2 separate regions of the Homo sapiens genome follow, and region 1 is linked to region 2. A link is a loop called in an ENCODE intact Hi-C map of the cell type or tissue named here. Cell type or tissue: ascending aorta. All regions are shown on one strand. Each heading gives the region's core, and the rest is flanking DNA. Links, peaks and the distances in the headings are about the cores only. Region 1 overlaps TTLL5 (tubulin tyrosine ligase like 5). Region 2 overlaps TTLL5 (tubulin tyrosine ligase like 5).

The links. Peaks named below come from ENCODE experiments on the same cell type or tissue, not always from the same donor. Only the 100,000 strongest peaks of a DNase experiment are listed, where the experiment ranks them.
Region 1: it touches region 2 in a loop (1.9-fold over the local background); 9 of 110 quality-filtered maps call a loop at or near these places.

What each region holds. Positions count from the first base shown.
Region 1 is chr14:75,802,190-75,807,568 of GRCh38, forward strand. All of the region lies in intron 27 of TTLL5 (tubulin tyrosine ligase like 5), which reads left to right. Among named protein-coding and RNA genes, the nearest start is that of TTLL5, 140 kb to the left of the region's middle. In ascending aorta, for the core only: no CTCF peak of the experiment used is centred there; a DNase peak (open chromatin) is centred at 2,874; H3K27ac peaks cover 2,946 bases.
Region 2 is chr14:75,866,002-75,871,380 of GRCh38, forward strand. The region is part of intron 29 of TTLL5 (tubulin tyrosine ligase like 5); the gene reads left to right. Among named protein-coding and RNA genes, the nearest start is that of TGFB3, 110 kb to the right of the region's middle. In ascending aorta, for the core only: no CTCF peak of the experiment used is centred there; DNase peaks (open chromatin) are centred at 2,070 and 2,910; H3K4me3 peaks cover 1,121 bases; H3K27ac peaks cover 878 bases.

The DNA of each region.
Region 1 (5,379 bases), core at 82-5,081, 64 kb before region 2:
TTACTAATTCCTTCTTTCTGCTTTCCTTAACTTTGTTCCACTATTTCAATATTTCTCCCCACCTTGAGTTAAATGCTTCATTTATTTTCATTCACTCTTGGTATTTTTTTCACTATATAAAAGCTATGAATTTTTCTCTGAACATTGCTCTCATTATATTACATAAATTCTGATCTATCTTTAATTGGCTTTCTGGGCAAGGAGTTAAGAGATATTCTACTAAGCAAGCAAAGTTGAATTTAAATTACTTGTGCTATTTTGGAAGATGAGTATAGAATATTGAAGTTGTTGGGTATTTCTGAAAAATCATTATATTTGGCCTACAATTTCAACTGCTTAGCCTATTAAAACTTTTAGTGGCATTTCCTGCAAAACTTTTTATTTCATTGTGTTTGTGTGTGCATGTGTATATGTATGTATTTAAAAAACATTTTGCTAGGCTCTTAAGAGTCTTCCAGGCTTTGGTACTAAGCCATGGGGATGATATAACACATAGTCCTCAGCATGAAATAACTCACTCTCTTGTAATGGTGGCAGCTACATAAACAGATGGTAATAGTAACATGGAATATGCATGACAGAGATAGTCTGAGGGAATAACAACCACTAAAAGAGGCCCCGAACCCAGCTTGTGGGTGGGAATGGGGAAAAAGCTGAACTAGCCTTCTTGGAAGAGATTATATCTAAACTGAATCTTAAAGATAGGCAGGTAGATGGCAGAAGAAGGGGAGAAACAGTTTACAGAATAAAAACTCACTTGTGCATATGTAGCGAAACGAGTGACAGGCTAAGGATGTCACAGGATGGAGAGTCAGCAGGGACTAGCTAGGAATGAAGTTGGGCGAGAAGGCAAGGGCTGGTTCAGGGAGAGCTTTCATGCCGTGTGAAGGAACTTGTCCTTTGTCTCTTAGATGATGGAGATTCTCTGAGACACAATTGCTTTGCCTTTTAGCTGGACCACTCAGGTAGCTTGAAGAGGATGGATTTGGAGGATGAGGCAGTGCCACTCCTTTTTCCTCCATGCTCGCTGGTGAAGATAATGAGGAACAGTGAACTAGCTAAAGGTAAAGAAGCAAAGTATTCTGACAAGCCAAAAATTTGATGATAAAACATAGAGGGACTCAGAATTTACATTAGAGGTTAGATTCTTAAGAAATCTGTGTGGCAAAAACAGAAGCTCATATCCTGTGTAGTTACTACTACTCCTGCTGTGATTTAACTTTGTTTATAGCCTAAAACACATAAAAATATCAAACTTTCCCTGCCATGTGAGCAGCGGCCACTTCAAAAAATCTGTGCAAGCACGTGTATACTTGAAATATAAAGAGATAAATGTTCTCAACTACCACCATTCAACAAATAACTTAGAAATCTGAGCAGAGAGCAGGTCAAATTTAATTCTTTCCCTTGGCCCAAGAGAGGCTGGTTGTCTTTTGGAGATGAGATTTTTTGGAAATCTATGTGTATGTCCCTGAAAGCAGGGTTTTCTAGAAACATCTTGCACCTGGGCTGGGGGCAGGAGAAGTGTCGTGGTGGCCAATAGGGTACTGAGCTTCCGTGTGAAGTCTCACTATCTCTGCCTGACTCCATGCTGGAAGGGAGTGTAGTGCTCTGAAGAGATGTAGCCCTTTGTGGTTATTGCCATTAGTGAACAGAAGAATGTGGTGAATTAGCCCAGCTTTGTGGTGAGAAGTGGGAGGCAGGGAATCAGAGGGAGCGCTGGCCCTCTCCGTGCAGGCAAGCCTGAGACTGCAGGACCCAGCTATCATTAGGAGCAACTCCAGCTCTTCCAGCCTGGGAGTTTAATCAAAGGGATAACAGCAGACCACCCAGGCGGGGGCTCCAGTGTGAACGAATGTGCTGTGTCAGTCTCTGCTCCCCAACCAGCCAGTGCCCGGGATGTGGCCAGGCCTCCTGGAAATGTGCTGACAGATACAGAGAGGGGAGGAGATACTTTTTGCTCTTCACATTTTTCATTTAGATGGAGAGTGGGAAAAAAAAAATCCATTCTATTTCTTTCATTTTTCTTGCTCCTTACCCTGAGACTTCCCTGCCTGGTCCTAGAGAAAGATAGATGCGGAGGTACATAAAGCTTGATTCACAGCAGTTAAACTCTCTCACTCTCTCTATACAAAGGAATTCTTTATCATTTCTTCTGCTTCCGCAGCTAACACCGTAAGGGTCCACAGTGGACCCTGAGTGAATCTCAATTTCAGAAATTCCAAATGAAGAGAGACGGAGCTAAATCTTTGAAATGGTTACAGATGTTCTCTAGGATTGAGGCAGATGGCGCCCAGTTTATCACAAGCTTCAGCAATTGGCACTGGAAACTCTTTCTGCCTCCTTAGTTTATCTGGACACATTTGAACTTAGGTACATTTGTGCTCAGATTTTGTGGCCGTTTGTTAACCCTAGTTCCTTTAGTTTCATATTCTTTCTTAGTAGAAAAAGTTGTTGTTCTTTTTACCATATACATTATTCTTTCCCATTTCTAGAAGCAGGAAAGGGTAAATAGAAAAAGGCATAAGCTCTTGAGTCAGCAAGACCTTGGACAAGTTGTTTAACCTCCCTGTGCCTTGATTTCCTCATCTGTAAAATGGGGTAGTTTTGGTATCAAGACCAATTCTTCTCTTGGCTACTTGTGCCTCTCTGTTCCAGGACCTGGCTCCAGTTGATCTGATCTAATTTCCTAGCTTTTCTAGGTCTTGAGGCTTGAAGCTCTCATTTTCTTTAGTTCCTGGCCTACTGCATGGTCTCTTGTTTTAAAATAGCCTTTGTTTTACTCTGCCACCCCTTTAAACTCATCTTACTTGTACTGCCAAACTTCTTTTAAAATAACACACCCTTGTTGGCTCTAGTCTCCCTTCTGCCCCTCCACCCCTACACACTTGCTCTTGCAGTCTGACTTCATCTCTTACATTTGTCCATCTCTCTCTCAAAGGCCACTCATGACCTCAGAATTGCCAACTTCAGTCACTATTTTTAATCTTCTTCCTTTAGCATGTGGCACTATTATCAACGGCTTCTTAGGTGAAAATTTCCCTTAGCTTTTCTAACCCTTCAGTAATTCCTCTGAGAAATCATTGCTTCCTCCTGCTCTCCCTGAAAACTAGATTCCATTTTCAACATGTTTTTCAGAGCCACTGGCATATAGATCTTATGTGTATAAAGTTGATCATAGCAGAGTGGCTCTGGTTGAAGAAGGTGGAGTGGCCCCTGGGCATCTGCTTCTCCCTGGTCTTTTGGGATCCTCCAGCATATCTCTGAATTCTAGGCTGTAATCCTCAGAACTTCTTTTTCCTCTCCATACTTTCCCCTGGGATAAAGTTCCTTTTCCTGTGATTTCATCCTGGTACTTCTCTATGGATTTCTCCCAAGTATATATCTTTAGTTTGAGCCTTTGCTGAGAGTCAGGTCCACATTTCCACCTGTGAGACATTTCTACCTAACTATATTGCAGAACATTCAAAATACTTGATGTATTTTGAACATATTTTGAAAATACTCAGAAAAGTCTTAAACATATTTAAAACTTATTTGCCTCTTTTTGTTCTTCTCTATATTAGTGACATTGCAATTCTTGGAATTCTAGAATCCCAGGGAATTTAGGAATGGAGCCATTGGTTTATCAGTGCCTCTCTTCACTTCCTCATTCTATGTCCAGGCAGTTGTCAAGATTCTACAGTGTCTCTGATACCTATCCTGTTTTTCACTTTTCCATCTACTGTCCTGCTTAAGGCCTTTATTATCTCTTGGATGGAGAGCTGCAATTACCTTTTCACTGGTTTCTTGGCCAGTCTCTTCCTGTTCACCCTAGTCTTTGCTTTGCTCTGAAAGATTCTTTTTTTTTTTTTTTTGAGATGCAGTCTCACTCTGTTGCTCAGACTGGAGTGCAGTGGTGCGCGATCTCAGCTCACTACAATCTCTGCCTCCCAGGTTCAAGTGATTCTCCTGCCTCAGCCTCCCAAGTAGCTGGGATTACAGATGCCTGCCGCCATGCCGGGCTAATTTTTGTATTTTTAGTAGAGATGGGGTTTCACCATCTTGGCCAGAGTGGTTTCAAACTCCTGACCTCAAGTGATCTGTCCGCTTCAGCCTTTCAAAGTGCTGGGAATTCAGGTGTGAGCCACTGTGCCCGGCCATAATGGATCCTTTCCTAAATCACAAGTCTCATCATGGTACTCTTCTGCTTAAGAATCTCGAGGGCCTTCTGTTGTCTATAATGGGAAGCCCAGGCTGTTAAATGTGATTCAAAGCCTTTATTTAGAATCTGGCTCCAGGCTACTTTTCCAGCCTGTCTCCCTACTATCACACATGTTTTTGTGCAGCTCAACTAGAATTTCTGTTAGTCTCCATGCCTTATGCTATCTTCTCATGGAAAATGTTCCCCAGTTGCCATGTCTAATCTGGGCATCTGTCCAGGCTCAGTGTAGATGCCACTTCACTCATATGCATACTCTTTCACTCATCACACTAGGTATGTCAAGATAGCTCTCTCTTTTAACAGACAGTGAACTCCTTGAGGGCAGTGTCCTTTGCTGCCTCAGCACCTGACTCATTGGTAGTACTCAAAAAATGTGCTGATTCGACTGGACTACAAGGTAATTCATTGAGAATTGGATCATGTCCATTTTTTTCACCAGTTTTTTCCCAGCCTGCTAGATATTAATAGTATGCACTCAGTACGTATTTTTTGAATAAATAAGTAAATGAAGAACCCTCTGCTGCCTTAGCCAGAAGTCATCTTTCTATTCTGTGTGCTCCTTCATTCCTTCATTACTTTTTATAACAGATCTATTATAATTATTTTGCATCTTTTCTTTCCTGTTTTGCACTAAACTACATGATGCAGTTCTTTCTAACTCATCACCTAGCGCAAGGCCTTTCACTTGGCAGTCATCACATGCTTGCTAAATTGAAAAGAATTTCTTTTTTACATTTTGTAGGTTTTTATATTTTCTTTAAAAACGATTGATGGCTGGGTGCAGTGGCGCACTCCTATAATCCCAGCACTTTGGGAGGCCGAGGTGGGTGGATCGCTTGAGCTCGGGAGTTCTAGGCCAGCCTGGGGAACATGGCAAAACCCCAACTCCACAAAAAAGACAAAAATTAGCCAGGTGCGGTGGCACGTGCCTGTAGTCCCAGCTACTCTGGAGGCTGAGGTGGGAGGATCGATTGAGCCCAAGAGCTGCAGTGTGCCATAACTGCACCACTGCACTCCAACCTCGGCTACAAAGTAAGAAAGACCCTGTGTCAAAATTTTTTCATTGATAACACCATACCTGCCCTTCATAATTAAGCAGTTGACATTAATCAGATGCTTACTTTGTACTAGGCACTGTGCCAAGGACTTTATATGCATTATCTCTTTAACCCTAA
Region 2 (5,379 bases), core at 63-5,062:
GGTAAAAATGAGTAAGGGTGAAGTTTCTGGGACTGTAGGAGAGAGCTAAAGTAACTAAATTCCATTAGCTTCAAGAGTTTATAACTAATAAGATAACAAATAAGATATTAAATATTCTAACAGGAAGAATATGTAGAAACTTAGAGCACTTTATTTTAGAGGGTACTTAGAATCATTCCACAGTGGAAGCAAAGCCCTAGTAGATTTTATACCTTTGTAGCTTAGCTGTGCTAGATCTGACCATTATAATTATCACTAAATTGTTGATTGAAGCATGGTTTACATTCTCAGTATTCTGTATTTCTGTCCTGGGGTTACCCTTTAGATAGCAATGGTACTTTTCCAATGAACTCCTTGCACTTGGATTCATTTCTCTAAAGTGTAGGGAGCCATTGGTATAACTCACAGTGTGGTTAACTGCCTGTTTGAAAGCAGTAGATAGAATTGAAATCTGATTTACCTAGCATTCATCCATAAAAGAGGCCTGTTTATGGAATGCGATGTTAAAGGAGGCCTTATATTTATCTTATATCATATTATGTTTATGAACAGCATCTTTCACATAGTAATCTCCTAATAATGTCTGGGGAAAGTTCATGCAGCCTTTCTCTCATTGTGTACATAGGAAGTTCTCCATTCTTTTCGGCCTCCAGTCAGAACACTTAGATATCCAACTTATTGAAGGTGTTAATTTCTGCTTAAACTCTGATTCAGGATATGAGTTTGGAAATGGACATCTCTCAGTATTCATGGGGAATGAGCTTTGATCTTCATCTCAGTATAGCATTGCACTCATAAATGTAGCAATTGTCATATACTTAATCCACTCCTGCAAAAGACTGATCCTGTGACATGGGAGTGAGAGAGGAAAGTCACCCAGAGCCAGTGGCGGAAGTTTTCAGGAACAGAGATACAAGAAACTTGGCGTGATCCAGTCCATATGATAGAGAGCATAATAAACAAAATAAGACAAAATTGAAACAATGAGCTTTTACACACTGATGGTAAAAACAGCAGTTTGAAAAACATTGTTTTAAGTCAGAGCAGAGGTCAGCAAACTTTTTCTGTAAATAGCCAGATAGTAAATATTTTAGGCTTTGCAGGCCATAGCATCTCTGTTGCAACTACTCAGCTCTGCCATGGTAGAGTGAAAACAGCCATAAACAATATGTAAATGAATGAGTGTGGCGGTCTTTCAACAAAACTTTATGTACAAAAACAGGCAATGGGCTGGATTTGGCCTATAGGTCCTAGTGTGCAGACCCATAGACTAGAGTAACAGAACCATTTGAAGGGCTTGTTAAAACAATTGTTCCTCCATCCCATTTCTGATTCATTAGGTTTGGAATAACCTAATGAATAGGCAGAATCCTCCCTTTTTGTTTTAATAATAATAGCCACCACTTAAGCACTTGCTGTGTTCCAAGCACTATTCAGGGTTCTCTATACACATTAACTCATTTAAAAATGAATTTCAGGGCCGGGCGTGGTGGCTTATGCCTGTAATCCCAGCACTTTGGGAGGCCAAGGCAGGTGGATCACAAGGTCAGGAGTTCGAGACCAGCCTGACCAATATGGTGAAACCCCGTCTCTACTAAAAATACAAAAATTAGCCGGGCGTGGTGGCGCATGCCTATAATCCCAGCTACTCAGGAGGCTGAGGTAGGAGAATCACTTGAACCCGGGAGGCGGAGGTTGCAGTGAGCCAAGATCATGCCCCTCCACTGCAGCCTGAGTGACAGATTGAGACTGTCTCCAAAAAAAAAAAAAAAGCAAAAAAAAAATTTCAGGATGGTTGTGGGAAGTACTGAATCTCAAGAGTTAGGAATGATCAAACAAATCTGTTATATATTGATACAGCCCAATGCATGTCTTCTAATTCTGTCTTTCTTCTCCTGCTGTCTTCCTGCCCCTGAAGGAGAAGGCAAAAGAAAACTTTTCTTTCAGCTGAGTCGGGGACTTTCTTGGGTAACAGTGACTACTGGTGACATCAGCATGAGTAGCTCTCCATGCTGGGGTCTGTGAGGAGGGCTGCACCGGCTGTGAGGCCTGACTGACCTGATTCTAATTGCAGACATTGAGCTGATGTTATTCTTGGCGCAGGACAGAGCGATTACTCAGTAGTTTCTGTTAAAGTGATCCTTTGTTAAACTTCTGCTCCCAACCCACTCCCTGCTTCCTTCCCTCCCACTCTCTTCTCTGCCTCATCCACAGTGAAAAAGAGCCCCAAAAGCAGAAAAATTAAGGACATATTGATGGCCAACACAGAATTGCCGAAGTTTCCTTTAACAATCATGGGAGAAAGGAGAGATTTTAAATACATCTTAATTCTTCACTGGTTCCGGTCTCTTTCGAAACCCCTTCAATTTTTAGTAGACTTAATTTTCAACATTAGTAAATAACTCAAGGTAGGAGAAAACTGTGCGTCCTAAATTTCTCTCATCCTTCTGCCCCATCTGTTCTTTACTTTTCCCTTCCCACCATGTCCAAGTTTACCAAACTAATCTGGATTCAATAATCCTAGCAGAAACTAATGTTCCTATAACAGGCAGGACTGGCAGCAGCTCATTGTTCACATCAAGAGGTCTTTCAGTTTGCTGGTAACATCTTGAGTGCAGTGTGTAACAAGCTTTTTGCTAATGCTGTGTGTGTATATACACAATCCCACAGGTGTGGAAAGGATTCCCATATAAACCGAACCATGTCTTGTTATTTTGCTCCTAAAAGTTCATTGCACGTGTCTAAAAAAATTCTGCCTCCTCCTGCAGGAATGAATTCTGTTTCGCCAAGCCTTCAGCTGCTGTGTGTTTGTGTTGTGGAGGAGGGGAGGGGAAAGAAAGAGAAATTCAGCAGGCACCCTGTCTTTTTCCAAGCAGCTGGCAATAACATGCTAGCTCCTCAGCGTGGCACAAAGAGCAGGCAAACAGTCTAGCCATGCAGGAGGTGTCTTGATACATCTTTATAATGGCGTATCAGAGAGGAAGGTTGGACTGGGGACATGAGAGGGGAGGAGTGTGTGTGTGTGTGTGTGTGTGTGTGTGTGTGTGTGTGTGTGTGTGTGTTTAAGTTCCAGAGCATATTGACTCCGGAACTTAATGTCATAACCTATTGCTTCGTTGTTTTTTTGTTTGGTTGGTTCTTTTGTTCTATTTTATTTTCCCACTTGACTTTTAGCAGGAACTCATACTTAGTGTCTAGCTTTTAGTTATTATTGATTTTCCTAGGACCACTTGATTTAGTAGATTTTGCCAAGCCAAACTTTTATTCTTATTTAATGAAAATACATAGAAAATACATGAAATAATACTGCATTCGGTTGTTTTGGAAATAGGCCACTCTAGACAGGCTTTGGAGTCAGATAACCCACAGCTTAAGTCTTGGCCCTGTCTAGTCCGTGACTTAAGACAGGTTATTCAAACTTTTAAAACCTCATTTTCCTTATCTCTAATTTGAAGATGATGATATATACCTGTGTATTATCATGATTGTAGTTCTCAGGATGTGATATTGATATTACCATATGTCAAGCACCAAAGTGGCCATTTTTTTGTATTATCTCAGTGGATCTTTACAGCTGCCCTCTTATTAGCCTCATTTCACAGATGAAAAAGCATAGTATCAGTTAGATAACTTTCTCTGTGTCACATAAGTAATAAATGGTAGAACTGGGATTTGAACCCAGGTCTGTCAGCCTGCAGCATCCAAGCTCATGGCTATTATGCTATATGCTGCCTCCTGCTGCTAATAAGGCATTCAATAAACAGCAACTGTAAGTACTATTACATAAATTCTAACTTGCAATGTATACATTCAACAAGTATTTTTTTTTTTTTTTTGCGATGGAGTCTCACTCTGTTGACCAGTCTGGAGTACAGTGGCGCAATCTCAGCTCACTGCAACGTCTGCCTCCCGGGTTCAAGCGATTCCCCTGCCTCAGCCTCCTGAGTAGCTGGGACTACAGGCGCACACCACCACGCCAGGCTAATTTTTGTATTTTTAGTAGAGATGGGGTTTTCACCATAGTGGTGAGGACGGTCTTGAACTCCTGACCTTGTGATCCACCCACCTTCGCCTCCAAAAGTGCTGGGATTACAGGCGTGAGCCACCATACCCAGCCAACAAGTACTTACTGACTCCGATGAAACTATGTTTGAAAAGTTATTATCAGGTCTCTTCACCAGTCTCCTACTATTCATAAGCACCATCTCAAAAGAAAAGTTTTCCTGCACTTAGGCCTAGACGTCATCCCAATTACCTCAATCTTTTTTTTTTTTTTTTCCTTTTTCTGGAGAACGGGGTCTCGCTATATTGCCCAGGCAGGTCTTGAACTCCTGGGCTCAAGCTATCCTCCCACCTCTTGCCTCCCTGAGAGCTGAGATTACAGGCGTGAGCCACCACGCCCGGCCTCTCCTCAATTCTTAATGAAAGAAATATCTTAATAAGGTGTTCTTGGGCGTAACAATCTTGGAAATGCCCATCCTTTACCCTCCCTTGTACTTTTATTAAGTAATGGGTTTAGCACCTAACAACACATGCAGTATCCTGACGTTTGTTCTAGAGGTTTGGATAGTAGGAGCACTTGTATGGGTTGTTACTAATTCCTGTGTTATTAATAATACAGGAATGATTTCTGTAATTATTATTTTGTCCTTTCAACACTGTTACTGGTAATGCTATTTTAATTTTATTTCTATGATAGGTGTTTTTCAGAAGACTCCCAGGAAACCTGACAGGTGTCTACAAATGTGACTACCACAGATGACATGTTTGCTTAATTCATATTATGCTTGCTTTGGTTTTTTTTTTTTTTTTGAGACGGAGTCTTGCTCTGTCGCCCAGCTGGAGTGCAGTGGCTCGATCTCGGCTCACTGCAAGCTCCGCCTCCCAGGTTCACACCATTCTCCTGCCTCAGCCTCCCAAGTAGCTGGGACTACAGGCGCCCGCCACCACGCCCAGCTAATTTTTTGTATTTTTAGTAGAGACAGGGTTTCACTGTGTTAGCCAGGATGGTCTTGATCTCCTGACCTTGTGATCTGCCCACCCTCGGCCTCCCAAAGTGCTGGGATTACAGGCGTGAGCCACCACGCCCGGCCTATGCTTGCTTTTTCAATATCATATAAGTCTGATCTTAGTGTATTATTACAATACAGACTTTCTTTCATTGTGTTAACTTATTACTGATAGTAGCATAAGTACCCTGGTTATCATCATGTTGCTTTCTAAGCTGCTCCTAGGGGAATATTCTTCTGGAATCTTAGAGGAAAATGAACACGCAGTAAATGCTTCCTGTGCACCAGATGTAGTCTTATCTCCATTCCACTGATGAGGAAATCAATGTTCAAAGAGTTTGGGTAACTTAGCCAAGATCACACAGCTGCC